2 separate regions of the Homo sapiens genome follow, and region 1 is linked to region 2. A link is a loop called in an ENCODE intact Hi-C map of the cell type or tissue named here. Cell type or tissue: GM12878. All regions are shown on one strand. Links, peaks and the distances in the headings refer to the core of each region. The heading gives the core; the rest is flanking DNA.

The links. Peaks named below come from ENCODE experiments on the same cell type or tissue, not always from the same donor. Only the 100,000 strongest peaks of a DNase experiment are listed, where the experiment ranks them.
Region 1: it touches region 2 in a loop (2.2-fold over the local background); 18 of 110 quality-filtered maps call a loop at or near these places.

What each region holds. Positions count from the first base shown.
Region 1 is chr1:151,612,725-151,620,724 of GRCh38, forward strand. All of the region lies in intron 1 of SNX27 (sorting nexin 27), which reads left to right. LOC124904420 (a long non-coding RNA gene) reads right to left here and starts at 644. Exons shown (of 2, transcript XR_007066622.1): 1 at 467-644. RefSeq lists enhancers at 5,898-6,398, 6,399-6,899. In GM12878, for the core only: no CTCF peak of the experiment used is centred there; no DNase peak of the experiment used is centred there; H3K4me3 peaks cover 1,182 bases; H3K27ac peaks cover 1,183 bases.
Region 2 is chr1:151,713,194-151,728,729 of GRCh38, forward strand. RIIAD1 (regulatory subunit of type II PKA R-subunit domain containing 1) reads left to right here and starts at 8,329. Exons shown (of 5, transcript NM_001144956.3): 1 at 8,329-8,427; 2 at 8,893-8,969; 3 at 14,382-14,428. The coding sequence starts at 8,344. CELF3 (CUGBP Elav-like family member 3) reads right to left here and starts at 3,610. Exons shown (of 13, transcript NM_007185.7): 1 at 2,683-3,610; 2 at 1,401-1,483. The coding sequence starts at 2,827. RefSeq lists an enhancer at 3,540-3,834 and a silencer at 8,214-8,283. In GM12878, for the core only: no CTCF peak of the experiment used is centred there; DNase peaks (open chromatin) are centred at 7,598 and 7,870; H3K4me3 peaks cover 1,481 bases; H3K27ac peaks cover 863 bases.

The sequences.
Region 1 (8,000 bases), core at 1-8,000, 100 kb before region 2:
CGTCGTCTCCAGCTGATGCCCTTGCGCCCCCAGTGCTCCTCCCTGTGCCCCGATTACTCTGGGCTCTTCTCCGCCCCTTTGCCTTCCCGTTTGGCGTGCTGCATTCTGCTCCTCACTCCCCCTCGTCTTGCTCAGAAGGAACCTCATCTGCTCCTTACTGACGGCGTTTCGTTTTCTGATCCAGCCAGTACCGTGTCCCCCCCAAGTTCTCATCTTCAGCATCGCAGTTTCGTTCTCCACCACTCCCCTCCGCCCCCGTGGACTGCCCCTTCTGCCCTCCAGACCAAGTAGGCAGGACCTCTGGTCTGCTCCTACTTTTCCTCCGGAAACACCATCCCTCCCCGCTCGTCTCCTTTTTCTTTCCTTAGTTACCCTCTCCTCATGGTTACGCTGCCCCTAAATTTTTCCATCCCACCGTGTGCCCCTTTCCTCCCCTCCTTTTTGTATTTCTACTCCAAGAGTTTACCTTGCTTTCTGACCCTTGCATGCCTTTGGGGTGGGGGGCGTGGGATTTGACACCGTAGTTTCTCTTCTCGGTTGGCCCCGTATCACACCCTAATTTGGAATCTAGCGTCTCCATCAGCACACCCCTCTGAGAGCATCCCTTCCCTGGCCTCCTGCCTTCACTCCTGCTCTATACTCATGCCTCCTCCTAGTCAGGTTTATGGTAGACCCCTTGTAACTCCTCCTCCTTCAAAACTACTTCAAGCCCTTTTTGGGTCTTTGACCGCTTTGCTTTTTTAGGGCATGCCCGTCTCTGCTGCCTCTTCTACTCTATCCTCCTGTGATCCCACACTTGACTTTGTCCTAGTCTTTCCCTCCCCTAGGCTGCTTTTCCTTTCTTCTGTTTTTTAAGGCGCCTTCTGCTGCTGCAGCCCACCCTCTCTCCCCTGCTGCAGTCCCTCCCCCTTCATACGCCTCCCCCACCACATCCCTCCATGCTCTTGCGGGATGCTGCCTTGTCTTGCAATCTCTGTGCACACCGCCTCCATTACCCTAATCTAGGTGTTACATTTGCCTTTTTGTACTTCGTATTGAAATTCGGATAGTGATTGCCGGTTGACTTGCAGGTGGTGTGTGCTCGCGTTGTCTCCGTTCTCCTCAGCAGTCTTCAGTGCTGTGTTTCTGCTTACTGAATCTATGTTGTGCATTCCTTTTTTACACTTTTACTCTCTCCCTCCATATTTCGATTTGCCCACTTGAAATCGTTCTCATTTTTTATAAATTTTAATTGTAATTTCCGCAACCTTCTGTTGCCTCTTGTAAAACAGTAGGTTTGCAAAAGGGATAGTTTTTTGAAAATCTGCCTTATAGAGAAATCCATTCCTTCTTACTCATCTCGTGCCATCTACCCTTATCCTTGACATTCTTAACTCCATGGTGTCCACTCATTCTGTTTCCTCACCTCTTCCACCTCAAGAAATGGTTGGTTTTAACCTGGGAGAGTTGATTGAAAAAAAAAAAAAGAAATAGTTGCTCACCTAGGCCAGTGTTTGGAGACAGTATACCTTTCCTCTGTCCTTTCTGTAAATAGATGCTTTCTTGTTTCATTAATGTCCTACATACTGTTTCCTAGTATTCCTAGTATTGTCTGACAATATATTCTTTTTTTTTCCTTGAGATGGAGTTTTGATCGTCACCCAGGCTGGAGTGCAGTGGCGCGATCTCGGCTCACTGCAACCTCCGCCTCCCGGGTTCAAGCGATTCTCCTGCCTCAGCCTCCTGAGTAGCTGGGATTACAGGCATGTGTCATCATGACCAGCTAATTTTGTATTTTTAGTAGAGACGGGTTTCACCATGTTGGCCAGGCTGGTCTGAAACTCCTGACCTCAGGTGATCCGCCCGCCTCGGCCTCCCAAAGTGCTGGGATTACAATAATGACTTTCAGATTTCTTATACTTGGGCACCTAATTATTTTCTTTCTAGATAACTCAAAATTTGTGGCTGATGTTTTCTTCCAATAGAAGGTCTCAGAATTGTCACTTTCCTTTCCCTTTGGAAGTTAATTTTGGACTCAGCTTCTTATTTTTAAATTTAAAACTAAAGCATTTATAATTATAAATTTATGATGAAGTTCTACATTATTTACTCTTCACAGGATCTAAAGGAACTAAACCAAAAAGAATAATTCTGTAGGAGACTATAGTTAATATGATCTATCTTTGCAGATACACGCACACATCCCAACATACATAGTTAGTGGCTTCTTGCCTTTATTGTGGCTTCTGCCCAAGAGCCTAGGTATAAACTGTAAAGGAGACCTCAGATAATCCCCTAGGAAAGGTAGAAGGACTTGCCTTAGGCTCAGGTTCCAGACTAGGAAGCTGGGAAATCTTTGCCTTCTAGAGAAAAAACATTACTTTTTGGCACATCCTTTGTGGTAAGTAGAGAACTTTGTCACTTTTAGTGGGCAGGGGAAAAGAATACTCTGCCTAGAAGACCTCTCTGGAAGGTTGTGATAATCAGAAATCTTCCTGGCATTGGTTTCTCACTCTTCCAACTATCTGTATTTTGATTTCCAAATTCTCTGAACCTTCTTTGGTACTATAGGGGAAGTAATGATAATTACAGCCCAAAGCCAAGCTAGTGGTACATTCTGTGAGACCCCAACTATACAGTGTCTTTCTCTTTTCTTTTTTTTTTTCTTCCTTTCTTCGATAGTCTGCGCCTTCTCTTTAGGGTTTCAAGTGAGAGGGGAAATCAGCAACCAAATAGATGTGGTTCTTGAGGGATATCTGTGCCCGCTACTTGTCTCGATCTTGGTTAGGTTGATGCTAATTTTCCTAAAGCATTTTTTAGGCAATACTCCTTAGAGCTTTTGTCTGTCCTCCAAGTTCTTAAAGTTTACCTCTGTTGTCCCAGGAAAGCTTTGCATGTTGCTGAAGAGCCAGGTGGGGTCAGAATTAGGGATAGGTGGATTATCATTGTGTGGATATAGTTTGTATCAAGTCATAGGTGAATGTATGGACCTTGATAATTGCTATTTAAGACTTTTCCCTATTTTAGATTCTTCTATTGTGTTTACAAATTGTTTTTGTAACAATTTTCGTATTTTTCAGTTGTTTGGACAACTGACAGTGGTGTGAAAGAACAGAGTAACTTTGAAATTTAAGGGCATACAAACTTGGACACAAGTAAGAGCTTCAGTTTCTTTGTGTTTCTTTTAAAGTCGGCTTACCAAGGCTCTGTCCTAATCTTTAGTCCTGAAACTAAATTGGAGCCCATATGGTTCAGTTTGCCTTTTCTCCTTTCAAAACTGTCTAGATTCTAACAGGGCTTGGTACTGCAGTATGAACAAGCCCTCTGGGCTCTAAATTTTACTGCAGATGGAAAGTTTTTTTGACTAGCAAAGCTGGTTTCCACCTTGTAATTTTTCCCAGTGTAACATATACTGAGTGTTTTCCCTTTGATGTGTATGTACCTGGAGGCTAATGAGTAAAGAATGCTTTCAACAAACAGAACCAAAATAAATATGTCTTTGCACTAATTATATAGTATGTGAAGTAACATTTGACTTCAGGTTAATTTTCTTAAGGTTAAAGTAGTTCCAAGGACTCTTGATTGATTTCTCGAGAGACGCTGCTGGAAGGTTTTAGTGTGTGGTGGATATGGATATAAAACTGTCTGTATTTTTGAAGGATTAGTTTAAGCATGGACCACTAAGATTGGCTTGCAAGCATTCAAAATCATGATATATTTATGCTAGTCAGTATATATGCTTTCCTCTTTGATAGCCACCAGATAATAGACTCATCAACTTTCCCTCATTAAAGTCATAAGATAAAATAAAACTGTGTATATCAATTTGTTTTTTGAAAGTCAGTTTTTTAACTTCATTTTATGTGAGAGTTTGAAAATGAATTAAAGAGGCTGGTGCCACAAGAAGTATTTTTATGAGTTAAGTGTGAGTCATGTAACACAGACTAGGTACCGTCTCAAAAGCCGCTTTCTCAATTGCAACTGAATTCTATTTGACTGATATTTTCTAGGTAGATTTTGGTAATGTTTGAAATAATGAAATCATGGTTATTGATCAAAGGAAATTTGTTTGGCAGCGGTTCTCAGGCTTTAGGGTACATGAGAAGCACTTGGGTGTGCTTATCTAAAGTACAGATTCTCAGGCTCACCTTTTAAGGGTTATGATTCAGTAGATCTTTCATAGGGCCTAGAAATCTTTATTTTTTTACTCCTTTGCCAGGTGTGGGTAATGCAACCCACATACTCAGTTACATGCCCAGGGTGATGCAGTAGGTTGTAGGCCTTGGATTCTCAGTTCATTTTATCTTCATGATTATATTGAGAGTAATGAGCTAAGGTTATACCAACAAATAGTGAATTGTTAGGCTCTCGAATTCCAACCTAAGTGGAAAATCAGTTAAATACTAACTGTTCTATCTGATCGTCTATACTTTATTTATTGGATCTTGCTAAGCTCTTGAAATAAAGATGGATGGTTAAGAGGTAGCACAAGTTAATATTAATAGTTATAATAATCATTTTACTGCTTTGCAGCGTGTATAGTGTGTTATAGTTTGTAGTTTTATTTATTTATTTATTTATTTATTTATTTAGAGACAGCGTTTCACTCTTGTTGCCCAGGCTGGAGTGCAGTGGTGCGATCTCGGCTCACTGCAACCTCCGCCTCCCGGGTTCAAGCAATTCCCCTGCCTCAGCTTCCCAAGCAGCTGGGATTACAGGCATGTGCCACCACGCCCATCTAATTTTTGTATTTTTAGTAGAGACGGGGTTTCTCCATGTTGGTCAGGCCAGGCTGGTCTCAAACTCCCCACCTCAGGTGATCAGCCCGCCTCGGCCTCCCAAAGTGCTGGGATTACAGGCATGAGCCACTGCGCCCAGTCAGTCTGTAGTGTTTTTACATCTGATCTTCACACAGTCCTGTGAGATAGGAAGATTATAAGCTCATCAAGGGCAGGGACTACATCAAATACTATGTATTTGTTGTATCCCTAGCCAAATGTCTGGTGGCCCATGGAAAGTATTCTTCAGTAAATACTTGCCAAATGAATATATGAGTATTATCCCTATTTTATAAGACAGGAAATGGAAACTGAGTGTTGTACCAATGAATGGCAACCAGAATTAAATCCAGATCTTTGGATTCTAGATCTTGAATATTTTCTCTTTTTAGAGCTGTTTTTTTTTTTTTTTTTTTTTTTAAAGAGATAGGAGTCTCACTATGTTGCCCAGGCTGTACTTGAATTCTGGGCTCAAGTGATCCTCCCACCTCAGCCTTCCGAGTAGCTGGCACTACAGGCATGCACTACCACACCTGGCTAATTTTTTTGTACTTTTTTTTTTTTTTTGTAGAGATGGGGTTGCCATGTTGCCCAGTGTGGTCTTGAACCCCTGGCCTCAAGTGATCTGCCCACTTTGGCCTCCTAAACCGCTGGCATTGCAGGCTTGAGCACCTGGCTGCTTAAAATTCAGTTACATTCATATAAACGTCGATAGTGGTTGAACTTTGGTTCTACTATTGTGAAATGTAACTATTTTATATCTTTATTTACTCACTATTACCCATTGTTAAATTGGATGAGAGACAGGGGACTAAAGCAGGCATTCTTTGCCTTTATTATTGCTATCTTTACCCTGTTGGTTATCAGTGAAGACAGCAGAACAATCATTTTTAAATTCCTTTTAATTTCACAGGTAGTTGAGGTTGCAAACAAATAAAACTAAATTTGAAAATAGCATTACCTTCCCCTCAGAAATCACTTCCACAGATTGCTGTAACCAGGAAAATATATTTTATTAGTAGCATAACAATTTGTCTGGGTCTTTTAACTTATTGTGAAGAACAGTTCTTTTTCCATCCACCACTGACCAGTTTTTTTCAGATGAGGGCCTGTTACCATGCTCTCAAAGATAATTATTTTTCTAGGTAAGTCCCATTGGGAATAATTCTTATGACCTTGTAGATAAGCAAAGAGACTTAATTGACAAGCAGACACTTAACAATTTATGATCACTGCTCAAAATGCTTTTTGAGCATAATCTTTGGCAGGTTCATTCATTAGATGATGGCATTGCTGACAAAAGGATATTGTGGTGGTTTAGGTTAGAGCCATTTAGGTTCATTCTTTTCTTCCACCTCAGCTATACAGATGTTTTCTGTGCTTCTTGGGCAATCCAGTAAGAGCCCATGGATGGGTTGGTACAGTTCAGCCCACATTTGGAAAAAAATTTTAGGCAGTTTTAAAATATCTTTTAAAAAATTGCAGCTCATAGTAAGAGATACATTTTACATTATAACCTAATATATATGCAAAAAAAAAAAACACCTGAAATAAGCTTCACAAAAATTATGTTTACTGGCCAGGCACAGTGGCTCACGCCTGTAATCCCAGCACTTTGGGAAGCCGAGGTGGGCGGATCACTTGAGCTCAGGAATTCGAAACCAGCCTGGGCAACATGGTGAAACCTCATCTCTGCAAAAAATACAAAAGTTAGCCACGTGTGGTGGCGCATGCCTATAGTCCCAGCTACTCAGGAGGCTGAGGTGGGAGGATTGCTGGAGCCTGGGATGTTGAGGCTGCAGTGAGCCATGATCACATCACTGACCTCAAGCCTGGGAGACAGAAACCCTGTCTCAAAAATAAAACAAAACTGAACACCAGAGTGCATGATACCAGTAAATACAGTTTTTTTGGTTTCTTTTTTCCTCTCACCTTAGCCTTCCAGAAAGCTGGGACCATAGGCGTATGCCACCATGCCCAGCTAATTTTTTGTATTTTTTGTAGAGACAGGGTTTCACCATGTTGCCCAGGCTGGTCTGAGATTCCTGGGCTGAAGTGATCCGCTTGCCTCGGCTTCCCAAAGTGCTGGGATTACAGGTGTGAGCCACCGTGCCGGGCCCACTCTGGTATTTTTTAGTTTGTTCATATTTTGAGTTTCTTTGTTCTGTTTTTTTGAGTGCTGGTGGTGGCCTGGTACATTAATTTCACAACTCATTAGGTTGTGATCCACTGTCTGAAAAACAGTAATTTAGGGCATCACTTTTCCTGATATTGGCATGCTAAATATTACTTCATACTCAGTTTGGTTCCACAAGTAAGCACACACTGTATATAAAGAACTGCTTGGCTTGTATGAGTCACAGGGTCTCTGCATCCCTGCCTTTGAGAAGCTTACACTGCAGTAGGGAAGGTAAACAATTTGCTGTGTGTAAAGCTAAACGAGGTAATAGAGATAAATGAAAAGCACAATCGAAGTATAGAGGCAGGAGTGAATATGCCTAAGAAGACTGGTGGGGAGACAGCTCATACAAGGCTTTTAAACTGGATTGAAGAACAAATAAAACTTCAGAGAAGGGGCAAGGATTTTATAGGTTGAGGAAAACTGTGACCAAAGAGGGGAAAATGTGAAAAGCTCTTAGGCTAGCAAGGGGCTTAAAGTTGCTGTTTGTCTGTAGACATTTGTGATGATAGAAACTGGAAAGGAAGGTTGCAGTAAGATTTTAAAAAGATGGCTTTGAATGTAATCCCAAGAAGTTTGGATTTTTTTCTCTTTATGAGCTCAGAATATAGCTGTGTGTGCATTAATACCCAGGACTTCCTGTGAATTCAGTTTTATATAATTATTTACCAGAAGAAGTTGAATAACTTTTCCAAGGCGAAAGAGGAAAATCACTATTAGAATTAGAGTAATTTCAGAGCCATCTAGTCTCTTGGACTGTCTTGTACTATATAAAGAAGGGAACTAAGAACAACTAAGCTCTGACACCCAGAACTGGGAACAGCTGGTGAGGAGCTGGTTGCCTTTAACTTGTGTTTGTATTTTATTTCACAATCGAATCCAGCTTCTCAGTTATCCTTTCTCTTTCTCTTCTGTTTTAAATGACTATACTTACTATTGTGTTTACAATTGATAACTTTCATCCTTGTGTGCTACAAGCCTGTTGTGTTCTAGCTCTACTTTCCTCCAAGTCTGTTCCTCTGATTTGAAGATGCTTTTTTTTTTTTTGTGACAGAGTCTTGCTC
Region 2 (15,536 bases), core at 3,903-11,902:
GAAGGGCTAGACAATCATTAACCAGGCGCCCTTCTTCCTCACCCCCACCCTGGGCTGGACTTCCTCAAGAAGGGCAGGTGGTGCCTCTCCACACCCAGGATGGAGCTCTGCCTGAGCTGCCAGGCAGCTGGAGGGGCACAGACCTAGGGTGGACACCTGCAGCTGGTACACATGACCTTTGGGGCTCATGCCCATCCCCAGGCTGTCTCTCATCCATGTCTCCACTCCAGTCCTCTTTATCTACCTTTTCCTCTGACCCCCTCTCATTTCTGCAGGGGCTCTGAGATAGGGAGACAACAGAAAAAGACAAACAGCGATGGAGATGAAAACTGTTGATTTGTGAGGGGCCTCCACAGAGAAAAACAGGGAAGGCAAGTTGGGACTGGATGGGGACCAAGCTTCCCAGGGATACGTGTGCCCAAACCCCACACATCTGGCCTGTCAAGAGCTCACATGCCTGTGTGCACAAACACACGCTCGCCTTGGGTCCTGCAGCTCACACACGTGCATGGCCCTTAACTCTGGCTGTGACAGGCAATGCCTATTCTTGACACTGACTGGGATAAGATCTTTGGTGGGCGTGGGGGTTTGGGTGGATTTGCCGCAGTTGGCTTTGCTTTCCTAGCAGTACTCAAAGGTTGAGGCCATGGAAGGGCTTGGGACAATCAGCAAGGCTGGCTGGGAAGAAGACACAAAGAGATAGGACCTTGCAGGAGAGGGGCCACCTCTGAGGCCACCCCTGCCTCCCTGGGCATACCTGGTGGCATCAGGCCTGATCCTCTACAATGTCTGTCCCTGCCCTTGCCTGCTACTTCCAGGCCTACCTCCAGCCCAGACCTGCCCAGGCCTGCCCAGGCCCTGCTCTACCCTGATGCTCTGTGGCTCTGTTCCTGGGACTCTTCCTGGGAGACAGAAGGGAGATGAGAGCTCAAGAACCAGCACCGAGATGCCAATCTAGCCGGCACCAGCTGCCTGTTCTCTGGGCACTCCTCCCTCATCTCACAGCCACCCAGCCTGCCTTTCCAGAGTGACAAAAGAGTGCCTGGGTGCCCCCTGCTCACCCTGATCCACACTTGGTGTCCAGAGACTTTTCCCCACACCTTCCAACCAGCGAGTCCTCCCTCTAGTGTTGCCCCATGGGCAGCTTGGGAAGTGGGGAAGGGGCTGCATCTGCTCCTGGTAAAAGTCATGTTTACGCCACTAATCGCTGCTTTCCTTCTCTCCAGGTAACAAGAAATGCATGCATCTACAGCAAGAAAGATGGATGCTACAGAGAGAGAGGGGGACTTCCTGGTGATGAGAGGAGGTGGAAATTATGCTCAGTGTCAGGAGGGTGGTGAGCCTCCTGCCACTTCTATGGCCCTTCTCAGTCCCCTGGCCCTGCAAAGGGCAGGACTCACCCCTGGAAGCGTCTTCTGTTCGTGCAGGGCGCTCTGGGCCTTCAGGGCTGAATCCCGGGCACAGTATGTCAGGAAGGCACATCCTGAGGAGGGGCAGGGGCAGAGAAACACGGCGGGGGGTGAGTCCTCCATCTCCCCTCTCTGAAAGGCTCCCTTCCAAAGACTGACGACTGGGAAGCTTTCCCTTCTTGTCATCTTCTGCCTGCTGGGGTAGAGAGGTGTCTCCAAGGGGTAGACTCTCTGCCCCAGAAGTGGGGCAGACACCTGGAGGCCTAAATACTGGTGGTGATGGGAGAGGGAGGACACTTGGGCTGTCAGGAGATGGGCTTTGTGTAGGGAGAGAAGGACCATGTGACCGCCAGACAAGTAAGAGTAGTGTGGCTTTCTCTCCTGCTGAGCTGTTCTCCTTTCCCCTCTCTCCCTCACCTCCACCTCCCTCCATCTTGATCACCATCATCCCTCTCTTCTCCCATTTTCCCTATTTCCTCATCTCTCCCCACCTCCACCATAGGCAGGTGGAGGACGGAGAGTGAAATAGAGAAGGGAAGGGAAGAACAGTTAGTTAGCCGGAAGTGCCTCTTCCCTGTGCCAGGTGGAGGGGGAGCTGGTGTGGCCCCTGGGATCCCCGGTGTGTGGAGCTCTCCAAGTGCTGACCCTGACCGCCCCCACTTAGCCGCACAGCCCTTGGATAGGCCTGAGGAGCACCCTCCCTTCTCCCCCACTCTCTTAACTTTCTAAGCCTCCCACACTTTCCAGATCTTTACCAATCTCCAGCCTTCATGCCCTGCTTCCTAGTCCCTCTCTTTAGTCCTGGAGCTGCCCTGCCCAGTCCAGCTCCACGCTTTCCACATTGAACACCTGACCCTGTGTCCTGACCCCCATCCCAATATTATCTGAGGCTGCTCAGATTCTCAGTCTTGCTGCACACGCACACACACACACACCCCTACCCAGCTGCTTATCTCCCAAACCAGCTCTCTTGTCCCTCCATTCTTTCTTGAGTTCATCCCATGACATCAACACACCCATATGTCTGGGATCCACATCTTTGCAGCCGTCTTGACAACTCTTCAGCCAAAAGAGGCCCTCCTTAGTCCTTCACCGGGGTTTCCTGATCACTCTAGCTGAGTTCTTTTTCAGCTCCTCCATCCACTTTCCTCAGGCCTGAACTCTTCTCCTTCCACATCAGCCCTTCCCAGCCGCTCCACCCCTCCAGCCTGGCTTAACTTCCCCCAGCCTCCCAGCCCACCCCGAAGCCTCTTCAGCCTGCCCGACCCCTCACCCTTGTGCAGCCCGGTGTACTTGTCCTTGATGACAGTCAGCTCAAAGATCCGACCAAACTGTTCGAAGATGGGCTTCAGGTCCTTCTCCTCCAGATGCCTCGGGATCTGCCCCACAAACAGCTTGATGGCATCCGGCTCCTTCATTGAGGCGGCCCAGGAGGAGGGGCCGAGGGGAGCAGGGAGAGGCCCAAAGGCCAAGGGGAGCTGCCCAGCAAGGAGATAAGTGGTGGGGCCCGGGGGCCCAGCTGGGGCTGGCTTTCCCTTTGGCCCCCAACCACGCTGCTAAGCAGAGGGGCGGCTCTTCACACAAAGGAGGCCCAGGGAGTTGAGTGCTAGGGGTCAGGGGTCTAGGCAGACGCTGTCATGCCACCAGGGGGCATCGCCTAAACAAACGATCTCCCTCCCAGAGATCTGGCAAATGTCCCAGGATGGGGGTGAGTATGGCCAAGACCTGGAGGGTTAGGTGGTAGCCGGGGGTGCTAGGGCTTAGAGGGCTGGGAACTGGGAGTTGAGATGAGAGCTGGAGGCGGGGAAAGGGCCTGAGGAGGGTGATGGGGAGGAGACTGAGGGGTTAAGGGGCCTGCTATGGTTGCCAGCAGCGTCAGTAAGGGGGGCCCACTCCTGATGTGGGGCAGGTGAATCTCTCGTTGGCTTCCCTGGGAGGACACCTCCCCTGTGGCGGATCCTTCTGCTGGGTCCGAAGATCCCTGATGCCAGATGCTTGATCTCTGATGGCGGCAGGGCTCCAGGGGTCCCTTTTGCCCTGCCGCCCCCCTTCAGGTCCTCCCCTCAGCCCCCCTCCCACCCCCACCCCAGTCCCCGGGCCTGGGCTGCTGCCGGCTGCTCCCGCCGCTGGGGCTGCCTGCTTTCCCGGTCACCTGGGTCCCGGAGCTCTGCTCTCCGGCCGCGCTCTCCTCAACAAAAACCTCCCCCCTCCACACCCCCCTCCCCACTCCCACCTCCTTTCCCCTGACATCAGTGATGTCAGTCTCAGGGGTCGAATACAAATTCTCTACCCTGGAGAGGGACGCACAATCCAGGCACGAGCCACGCCCTCTTTCTATCTCCATCCTCCCTGACTCCCTTCCCGCCCCCAGAAGAGCAGCTGGTCCTGTTGATAATAACCCTTCCCCCATCTTACTCCCCAGTCAGGAGTTGGGCAAAGCACTAAGATGGAGAATTTATAGAGGAACCCTAAAGTGGGGTCCATTGTTCCGGGGGCTGGAGCTGTCCCCGGTGCTGGAAGACTCAGCAGATGGGGGGTGGCGGGGAAAGAGGGGAGCCCGGCATCTGGGGAGCCCCAAGAGTAGAGAGTCAAGGAAAGAAATCAGGGGAAAGAAAAATGAGAAAGGACGGTTGCATAGGCTGAAGGGAAAGGAGATATAGATGGAGAGGGAAGCAGGTCGCAGAGTCTGGGGGAAAAAGAAAAAATGCAGAGAGGAAAAATGGAAAGGGACGTGGAGAAGGAGGAGCAGGATGAGAAGAATGCAGAAAGAGAACTGTATATTTTCCAGAAAAGGAACCAAGAAAAACGATAGCTTTCTGGCATTTGCCGATGCCCCCTTCTCTCCCTCTGGGGGGTTTGTGTGTATAAGTGCGTGGGCAGGGAGGCCGCGGAGGCGGCGCCGCGGGCGCTCTCACTTGTAAGCTCCTTGAAGACCAGGACACCGTTTAATTCAGCATCTTACTGTTCACAGTGTCTAGCACCCTGTCTTGCTCATGCGTAGCAGGAGCTTAACAAACACTCCATGCAAACAACCTCTGACAACAGTGGATTCCTGATTCCTTCAGTGGGAAGAACCACAGCTGTCAAGCTTCCCCTTAGGATGCAGAAACCCAATTACTCTTTCCTTTGCTTCTTTCTTCAGTTGGGTTCTTTGAGTTGGACTCAAATTGAGCCAGGTAGCACAGAAGAGCAGGGGAGGCACATTCGGGGACCATTGCTCCCCTGACCATGGATACTTCTATGGATGATTGGCAGGCTCCACGATCTGGAGGGAGCGTGACCCCTCCATGCACTGGGCCCACTCAGAGCACGCCCTCAGTGCAGGGATTATCTGTGGACATCAAACCTTGTCAGTGGTGGTAGCCCTTGCTTTCTGTCAGTGCTCAGCAACGGGGGCTCTCCTGGGGCTCTGGGCTTTTGTAGAGCACCCTGTCTTCCTGTCATTCCCTTCTTCTCCCCCGGGGTAGGGCTGCTGTTTCCACAGAGGCACTCGTGTCTCTAAACTGTGTCCCAGCTGAGTCCCAGGGGCCTCCATTCCTGAGCTATCACGGCAGGCAGGCTTCTCTTCTGGAAGGGAAATAATAGTAACAGCCAGTGCTTACATGGCTCTTACAGTGTCCCAGGCTTTGTGCCAAGTGCTTTATATTTACTAACTCCTAAACCCTCACCACCCCCCTATGATGTAGATTTTGTCATCTCCAAATAGAGAGGAGGTAACCAAGACACAGAGCTGAAATAACTTGCCTAAAGCCATGCAGCTAGAAAGAGGTCTAGCTGAGACTGGAGCCTGGGCAGTCTGGCTCCTGAGTCCACGCATTTAACTCCCACATCAAACATTCCTCTTGAGAATGGGAGCAGTGGTGAAGTCTGGCCTTTCTTCCTCTTCTGTCTCCATTTAAGCCCTGGATGAGAGAGAGTCTTTCTTTTTACTGCTTGATTCTGTGGACCACCTCCCATCCTTCCTTAGCCTGTTTTTTTGTTGTGGCCTGGAGCCACGCTCTGGCAGGTGCTTGCATTTGAGTGAATGTGTATGTGTGTAGACTTGATTACACTTCATCACATGGATGCCCGGGTCCCCCAAGTAGGGTCCCCTAAGATGGGGTGGCAGTGGGGGGAGGTGCTAGAGGACTCAGTGGTGGGTGCTCAGAAGAAGCGAATGACGGCAGAGCCAGGGAATCAAGAAGGGCACACACATCTTGAAAGTAACTTTCCACTCACCTACCCCACCCCCACTGCTCCTTTCCTTGCCTTCTAATCTGATCTTGGTATTTATGGAGATGCTAAACAGATCATGTCCTCTGAGGATGGAGAAGGGGAAGACCCTATGGCCCTGTTGATCTCATTACTCTATGTCTTCTCAGCAGATCTGCCGCCCTGCTGCTCATTCAGGCTTGGGGCTAATCATATTAATTGAAATATTAAACATTCACAAAAATGAATTAAAATGAACTCCCCTCACTCCTCCTCCCAGTCAGTAATTGGGGAGACAGCTGCAGACAGCAAAATGCGTCCAGTCCTTTGCTTAGTTTGTGGTCCCCAAAGGTGTCAGTCTGAGAGAAGAGGCAGGGTTTAGAGGAGAAGAGTTGTACCACTCATCAGACTCTCCTTGCTGAGTGACGGTGAACACATCTCTGGTGTTCTTTCAGGCCATGGGATGGGAGTCCTGTGAGGTAAAGGCAGGGGAGCCCTGAGACTCAGATGCCTATTCTGGAAAGTTTCTCTCTAGGAGAGAGAGAGGCTTCCAGGATACTTTCTCTGCCCACCACCCCCAAGCTCACCCTCTTTTTTATTCCTCTGCAGTCAAAGCTAGGCTGCCCTACATAAAAAGATTATTGAATTTATAAAGGGAGAGCTCTGATCCTGGCTTTAGATTCTTAGGAAATGAGAAATGCTGGATAATTGGGATATTTTTCAGAAAGGGCAAAATGTGGTGGTATGTGTGGGCAGAGTGGCTAGTCATGAAGTACTTACTGGCTTCCCTGATTGAATACAGAGTGAAGACATCTGCAGCAGAATTTATGAGAGTGCACAAAGAATTGATTCTATAACCTTCCTGCCCTCAAGTGGCTTCCACCTCAAGTGGAAGGTAAGACAGGCCAACACAATACATAATAGTGAGTACTGAGACGCTGTTAAAAAAACAAAAAGTAGCCCCTCTCATACATGGGCATTTGGGTCATAGGATGTGATCAGTGAAGAAAGGCTTGATTGATTATCAAAGCACAAGAAGATCACAGATTGGCAGACGGAGGGTATCAATCATTTCCTACTTGGAGGTGGGGAGGTAGAGAACACTGTGCATGCCTGTGTGTGTTTGAGTGTGTAGGTTTGCTGGTCCAGGCTCTGGCATTGTCTAATATAATACAAGCCACATATATGGTTTAAAAATGTCTAGTAGCCATATATAAAAGCAAAAAGAAACAAGAGAAATTACTTTTAATAATAAATGTTATTTAACCTGATATATCCAAAATACTATTTCAACATGTAAATCAATTACATGTTATTAATGAGATTTTTTTCATACCAAGCCTTCAAAATCCTGTGTGTATTTTATATTTGCTGCACATTTAACACCTACAGCCACTTTTCAAGTGTTCAAGAGCCACAGGTGGCTTGTGGTGACTGTACTGGCTGGCACAGCTCTGGAGGTGCCACCACCAGCTTCTCTGGAGGGAGTATGGGGAGAAAAGACAGATCTTGGCCAAGAGGAACCATTATCTCTGGTTAACCTCTTGCTCCTGCCGGGAAAAAAAAAATCACTTCTGACAGATGGCAGCTTATCTCTCTCTCACTCTATTAACTCTCTCTCTTAAAAAAAGACAATCAACCAAAATGATCACTAACCAAGATGGGGTTCCTGGGAAGTGGCTTGTAGCCCACTACCTAATTTACTTCTTGTGGTTTTCCCTGGCTTGGGAACTGCCAACACTTTCACTTCTTTTCCTCAGTCTTTGCTGGAAAGGACAGAAGCAGACCAATGATAACCCCTCCACGGCCAGGGCCTAATGCTGAGCTTGTTTCTCATGGTATTTTCTTGCTCCTTAGGGCAGTTGTTCACAAATCTGAAAAGACAGCCTCCCTTTTTTCTCCTGCTTCTCAGAAGGCCTCTGCTGAGCACGATCTCTGTGGGGGTAGGAGCTCGGCATGTGTGTATTGACAGACAGGCTCATGCCCTTTCTCGTGGCTATTTTCAGCTCTCTGGCTTTATGTTTCACTTTCTCTTCTTAATTAGATACTAGAAGAACAAATCTTGAAGACCAAATTCCCTTTCTCCTCCCGTATTCAGTTGGGAGTGGAATAAAATAATTTAGAATTTATGAGGAGCCCAGGGTGAAGAGAAAGTTAATCTACACAAAAAAGTCAGTCCAAGAGGGGGAAATTCTGGCAGAATGTCCCCCAGGTCCTTTCCAGCATCTTTAGTCGGACAGAACGTTCCTTCCTTTGCAGAACTCAGCTCACTCTATGTTCTGGGGTGCTTCCACGTTGTTTGAAGAATCCACGGCTCCAGTGTCGAATGTGTACCGGACAGAGGGACGGGTTGGCTTCTGGGACAGTGGAAAGGGAAGAAGCTTGGGTTCTCTTTCCCCAGTACTAGGCTTCCTCTAGCTTCTGTCCAAGTGAGGGAGTCTGGAAGCAGATTCGGGGAGACCTTTTTTCCTGTTTTACTCTAGAGCTAACAAAAAAACCCTGAAGTTGGGTGGGGTCAAAAAGGGCTCATTCCACATACAATTAAGTCCAGAAATCAGTCCCCCAATCCGGGAAAGGCGATCCTTTAGAGACCCACCCCCCAAGCCCCCGCCCCGGAGCTCACCCCTCAGTTCCCTCAGCCCCTAGCCCCTGCTTCGCTGAAGGGGCCGGGCTTGGGGGCAGGGCGGGGCCGGGGGCGGGGCCTCGCCGGCTCGCGGCCGGTCGCCTTGACGACCGCAGCAAGATGGAGACGCTGCCAGGCTTGCTGCAGCGGCCCGACCCCGGGGCGCTTAGCGCAGCGCAGCTGGAGCAGCTGCGAAAATTCAAGGTGGGTGCGCCCGCGCCCCCATCCAGCGTCCACCAAAGTGTAGCTGCCCCAGGACTGGGGCCCCAGACTGGGAAGAGAGCCGCCGAGAGAAGGGGAGCGGGAGCCTGTTCCCTGATAAAGTGGGGAGGGCGCAGGGGAGACCCCCGGCGGACCTCTAGGCGTCTGATCCCAGCACAGAGCGCGACGGGCATCTGAGAGTGCAGGAAGAACTAACTCAGGGACTCGGCCAGAGAAATGGGCCGAAATTACTGCCAGACACATCCGACCTTAGTAAAGGCCCCTCATCCTGAACAAGCGGCAGAATGATATTTTATCTGTAAGAAGATGGGTGGCTTAAACTTTCAAGCATCCTGGGGAAAGACTTGGGTTAAATGCGCACGCCGTTTCCCGCAGCCCTTCACATCTCCAGGGCTGAACCCTGAATCTGTCTCCTAATGGAAGTGACCCTTTGTTCTTGCCCCCCAGATTCAGACTCGGATTGCTAACGAAAAGTACCTAAGGACCCACAAAGAAGTAGAGTGGCTCATAAGTGGTTTCTTCAGGTAGGTGGTTTTCCAGGCTCTGGGATTTGTGGCACGCAGGGTTTTCTTCGTTATCTCTAGAGGTTTCCTTCAGTTATCTCTAAATTCTTAAAAATATGTCTATTCATTTACTTTAACCATAAGGATAAATACATACCTTATGACACTTGGAAGAGGGAATTTGGCGTTGCGAAACCCAACAGCCATCCACTGGGTGTAGAACACTATTCTCAACCATAGGAGCTTAACAAAATCACTAGTTGAACTTAAAACAAAAATCAGTTGTCTGGTTGGCCCTTCCCTACTTGAAAACATTACTGTAGAAAAATTCCAAGGGTTGGAAGCCACTCTTTTCTTGGGGAAGAGAAGACAATTTACCAGCGTATCCTGGAATATGTTCTTTCCTTCCCCCACCCTCCTTTCAGCCTGGCATTTGCTTGAATGGAAACATATCCTAATGGGATGAAGAAGGAGAATTAAAAAAATAAATCACGGAGCATCAGTGGATGAAAACAATAGAGCTATCTCAAATGCTGTTTGGTTATAGACAAATAGACAAGGTTTAAATAATTATAATGGCACCCATCTCCAGGCATTGTGCTGTTCCCCTACATTAGCACTTACCACACTGTATTGTAATTGAGCTGTCAATCTTCTGTTACTGGTCCAAAGCTCCGAGCTTGTGGAGTGTGTTTGTGTTCTCAGTGCCCACGCAGTGTGTGGCATCTTGGAACACTTTTGCTGATCCTCCCAGCACCTCCACAAAAGACAGGTGATTGTCATTTTTATTTTATAAGTGAGAAAATTTAAGCTTAGAAAGGTGAAGTACCTTCCCAAAGTTGCTGAACCAGGATTCAAACCCCTGGTTTTCCCACTGTATTGTGCTGTAAGCAGTCGGTCCCCATTTCCCCTCTGGACTGTGTGCTTATAGCCAGAGGTGGGCCCTCCCTTGTCTTCTCAAAAGTTGGCGAGGTCAGGCAAGGTGGCTCATGCCTGTAATCCCAGCACTTTGGGAGGCCGAGGCGGGTGGATCACCTGAGGTCGGGAGTTCGAGACCAGCCTGACCAACATGGTGAAACCCCGTCTCTACTAAAAATACAAAATTAGCCAGGCGTGGTGGCACATGCCTGTAATCCCAGCTACTTGAGAGGCTGAGGCAGGAGAATCGCTTGAACCCAGGAGGCAAAGGTTGCAGTGAGCTGGGATTGCTCCATTGCACTCTAGCCTGGGCAACAAGAGCAAAACTCCATCGCAAACAAACAAAAAAAAGTTGGCCAGGCAGATGCGTTGGCTCACGCCTGTGATCCCAGCACTTTGGGAGGCTGAGAGGGGTGGATCACTTGAGGCCAGGAGTTCGAGACCTGCCTGGCCAACATGAGGAAACCCTGTCTCTACTAAAAATACAAAAATTAGTCAGGCGTGGTGGCACGTGCCTGTAATCCCAGCTACCTGGGAGACTGAGGCAGGAGAATCGCTTAAACCTGGGAGGCAGAGGTTGCAGTGAGCCGAGATTGCGCCACTGCACTCCAGCCTGGGCGACAGAGCAAGATTCTATCTCATGAAATAAAAATTAAAAAAACTCACTATTCATATTATAGACGTTTCTCCAAGTGGCAACAAATTCTCAGAGGGCAGATAGGGGAAGGAAACAGAGAAAACTGAAACCTATCCAGTTATGAAGGTTGGCCAGGGATAAGCCTTGGGCAAAAGAGAGTTTAGGGATCCTCTGTCAATATCAGACCTGAGGATCAGGCCGTCACCTTTTGCAACTTTTCTTCTAAAGGGAAATAAGATGATATCGTTCCTATCCTGGGGAGCTTGCTCTCCAAGTTAGTAGTAGTTCCAGCAGAGAGATTGGGGATAGAAGTTAAAAGCTGAAACTAAATCAACATTTGCATTGCTCACAAACAACAGGATTAGAATGCTTGGGGTTGATGAATAAGAATGAGTTGTTTCAGTCACCTGTCAGAGATGGCCTTGATTCTCTCTTTGTCCAGGAACAGTTTCCAGGAGCAGCCTGGGTATCTGAGACTGGCTGCTGTGGGAACAGCCCCAGATACTTCCTTTCCTTTCTTACCATGTTCCTGTCAAGGCCAGGTAGGCCACCAGGTTTTTCTTTTTGCTGTCCCTAAAGCTACTCTACCTGAAATTCTTCTGACCTCTTTTCCTGGGTGGAGCTTGCAGAGGGTTTAGTGTTTGAAGTTTTAGGGTTTACTTTTGTTTGTTTGGTGTCATTGTTCCCTTTGATTGGTACCGGGATGAACCAGAATCAGCTTCTGTCCCTGCTGGCCACCTCACATGGTCCTTCCTATGAGAAAAGAAGAAGGGAGAAGTGAGGGCAGAGTCCTGAGCACCGTGCCTGTCCTTGTCTGTTCTGCAGATATCTGCTGTTGATACATTCCAAGCCAAAAGAAGCTCTGAAGGGTTCTTTCTGGGAAGCAAACTCCCCACTTGGGTTTTTTAGATCCTAATGATTTATGGCCATTCAGCCACAATTCTCCAGCCTATATTGGTAAATACAGCGTACCAAACTCTTAACACCTTGAGTTTTGGACCTGAAAAATGGAAAGAGTAGGAATCTGACTTATTTTAAGGTACACAGAAACCTCAGGTTTTGTGCTGCAGATATGATAGATAGCCAGGTATGAAATTGTAGAAAGTATTTTTTTTTTTTTTGAGACGGAGTCTCGCTCTGTCGCTTAGGCTGGAGTGCAGTGGTGCGATCTCAGCTCACTGCAACCTCCGCCTCCCGTATTCACGCCATTCTCCTGCCTCAGCCTCCTGAGTAGCTAGGACTATAGGCACCCGCCACCACGCCCGGCTAATTATTTTGCATTTTTTTTTTTTTAGTAGAGACGGGGTTTCACTGCGTTAGCCAGGATGGTCTTGATCTCCTGACCTCATGATCCACCTGCCTGGGCCTCCCAAAGTGCTGGGATTACAGGCATGAGCCACCGCACCTCGCCTTTTTTTTTTTTTTTTTTTTGGAGACGAAGTCTCCCACTGTCATCTGGGCTGGAGTGCAGTGGCGCAATATCGGCTCACTGCAGCCTCCACCTCCTGAGTTCAAGCTATTCTCCTGCCTCCACCTCCCAAGTAGCTGGGATTACAGGTGCCTGCCACCAGGCCCGGCTAATTTTTTGTATTTTTAGTAGAGATGGGGTTTCACTATGTTGGCCAGGCTGGTCTCAAACTCCTGTCCTCGTGATCTGCCTGCCTCGGCCTCCCAAAGTGCTGGGATTACAAATACAGCAGTAATCATGTCCTTCCTTGGCTGGAAAAATCTTCAGTAGTTCCACAACGTTGCTTTTTTGGGTTTGTTTTTAAAAATTCTATTGAAATATACTGAAAAGTGACATATCCTAAGCTGGATGAACTGTCAGAGGGTGAAAATACACATGGTACTATTGTTCAGATGAAGAAATAGAACCTTACCAACACCTCACATCCTTTGTGCCCCTCCCAGTCACTCCCCTTAAAACAGTAGCCAGTATCCTGACTTCTACTAGCACGGATTTATTGTGCGCTTTTGTATTTTATATGAATGGAATTTTACACTATGTGCTCTTTTGTGCCTGTTTCCTTTTGCTCAGTCGTATCTTGTAGATCCTCCATTCTCACTGCTGTATAATATTCCAGCATGTGTTATGCCATGTTTTGTCTATTTCCATTGTCTTTCAGATTGAGTATAAATGTCCCTCCCCAGCATTCAAGGCTCTCCGTAATAGAACCTCTTCTGTTTCCCACTACTCCCTGCATGCGTCCCTCACTCAAGCCAGACCACATTTCTGCTCATTCTGCTGACCCTATGGAGCTCAGGCACAGATGCCTCTTGAGTGCTCTTTTGGACTCAAGATAGAAAGGTGTCTACAACCCACTTCCTACTCTCAAGGAAGTCATAGTCTATAGAACACAAACTGTTTCTCTTTCTGGGCCTTTGCTCTTGCTGTTTCCCTGGATCTGGAATGTTTTTGTCCCTCAACCCTCATCCTGCCTACTACAATCCCATGTGTACTTCAAGGGTCCTCTCAAATGCCAGCTGCTCTGTGAAGATTGTTGGGGTCCCCCTCTCAGTAACCTCTCTCCCCACTCTGATCTCCCAGAGCACTATTTAATACTCCTCTTTAGCACTTGTCAGAGGTTCCTTGGCCTTTTGGACATTTGGAAACTAACCTCTTCCTTTTTACTTACCTGTAAATTATTTGAGGTAGGGCTATATTTTATTTTATTTTGAAAAAAGCAGTCACTCATATCTAGTGCAATTACTTGCACATAATTTGTGCCCAATAATTATCAAAATGAATTGAAGGAGAAGGGGGGCAAAATTCTTGAAGGTTAGGAAGGAGGGGCTTCTTGGGGAGTTGGGAGGCCTTGGCCAAGAGAACATATTATAGAGGGCACTGACCTTGGAGTCACAAGACCTGGGCCCTCTTTACTTCATTTACCAAGTTTATGAACTTGGGCAAATCATTAATCTTTTGAAGGCTTGGTTTCTTTGGATGTAAAATGGGGGCATAATAATGGTTGTTTCACAGGGTTGTTGTAAAGTGAGACAATATTTGTGAACATACTTTATGAACCATAAAACTCTATGCAATGTAAGGCATTTTCAACTCTCTAGTGGCATTGGCCCTGCAGGTGTTACCACAGTGTCTCCTTGCTGGACTGAGGGGCCAATAACCATCTGCGGTCCATCTTTTAGCTCTGTTTATTGTATCTCCCTCTGCCCCTTGAATTCATGGTTAAGCTTACTCAGGACATTGTGGGGCTGCATATCTCCCACCATTCGTGGGCCGGCCGGCATGTTCTTCATCTTTGCCTCTTGCCCCTGGCTTGAGATCTGGTTCAGTGAAAATGATCGTTGAGGCCGGGTGCCGTGGCTCACGCCTGTAATCCCAGCACTTTGGGAGGCCGAAGTAGGAGGATCGCTTGAGCCTGGGAGTTAGAAACCAGCCTGGGCCACATAGTAAGACTCTGCCGCTACAAAAAAAAATTAGCCATCGCACATGCCTGTAGTCCCAGCTAGTCGAGAGGCTGGAGATGGGAGGATCTCTTGAGCCAGGGAGGTTGATCGCGCCACTGTACTCCAGGCTGGGTGACAGAGCAAGACGCTGTCTCAAATAAATAAATAAATGCACACATAAACAAGATTGTTGACGGAATGACAAGCCCCACTTGGCTGCAGCACAGCTCTTTCTCGACGTAAGCAATATCCTAGTGTATTGCCATTTAGGATGCTTCACTCCTTGCCTTAGATACGGAGTTGAAGGAAAATCATGAATGAAAGGGTCTTTGTCAGGAGTCTGCGGATTTATTGACTCCCAAGATGGTTGTGTCTCAGGTTCATCTGTGAAAGTACAGGACCTGAAACAGTAGCCACAGCCTGCGTTAAAGTCTACTTTACCTCCCATCCTATCCCTTAATGTTTTCCAGAGAAATATTTTTGAAAAGACCAGACAACATCCTAGAATTTGCTGCAGGTGAGTAAGGCAGCGTCGGTTTTGGGTATCTGACAAAGCCAGCGCAGGGAGCATGATTGTGAGTTTAGACTTGAATGAGCCCAGGATTCTCCCAGAGTCTGGGGTACTCCTTCACCTGATGTCCCCAAAGGGAGCTTTTTTCAGCTTTTTCTTTCCTCCATCATCATTTCCTCAAAATGAGGACAGACAAGAAATGAGGCAGAACTTCCTCATGGTGAGGATTGTTAAGAATTTTGAGATTCCCAAAGGAACATAGCGGCAGTTTTTCCCTTGGGAATCTTAAAGCAGGGTTCTCAACCCTAGCTGTACATCAGAATCACCTGGGGAGCTTTTAGAACTACTGATGCTCAGTCCCCACCACCAGAGAGTTTTATTTAATTAGTCTGGGGTGGGGCCCAGCATACATAGCTTTAAAGACTCCCCAGGTGATTCTAATGGACTGGCTGCCTTAAGGTCAACGGTATTTAGAGGGAAAGGGATGGATTGGACGATTTCTTGGTTCCTGTTAGTCCTGAGAATTGGTTACATCCCAGACCTCAAACCATTGCTAACAGAATCTCAATACGCCTTTGCTAGCGCAGCAGATGCTGCCTCTGATTCACAGTATGCTGGGTGTATAAAAACCCTCATCTGGCGTCATCCTGCGAGAGCCTGGCTCTCCTCTGAGAGGGTATTCTCAGAGAAGGCGTGATAGCTCAGAGACAGGAGCTGGCAAGCGGAGCTGAGACAAGAATAATACTTGGCATTTATTTGGGCCCCAAGATGGGCCTGGAGCAGAAAACCCAGAGAATCCCTGAGCCCTCTGATGGCTCTCTGTGCGTCAGCAGGCGGAGGAGCAAACGGTGCGACTCGGGGTAGGTGGGGGGTGGGGGGTGGGGGGTGGGGCCAGGCACAGCGTGGAGGGGAGGCAGCCAGCCTCTGGGAGCCCTTCCTGGGAATGTTGGAGCTGGCAGAATCAGAACTGCTCGGGTGGGGGCAGTGACCGTTCATTTTACCATATTACATTGTAAAGCAGGGCCACCAGTAGTAGCAGTCCTGCGTACCAAGCCATCCTAACTTTTTGGTGGAGTAAGCTGTCTCCTTCCATGGGTAAATCTTTTCCCTTTGG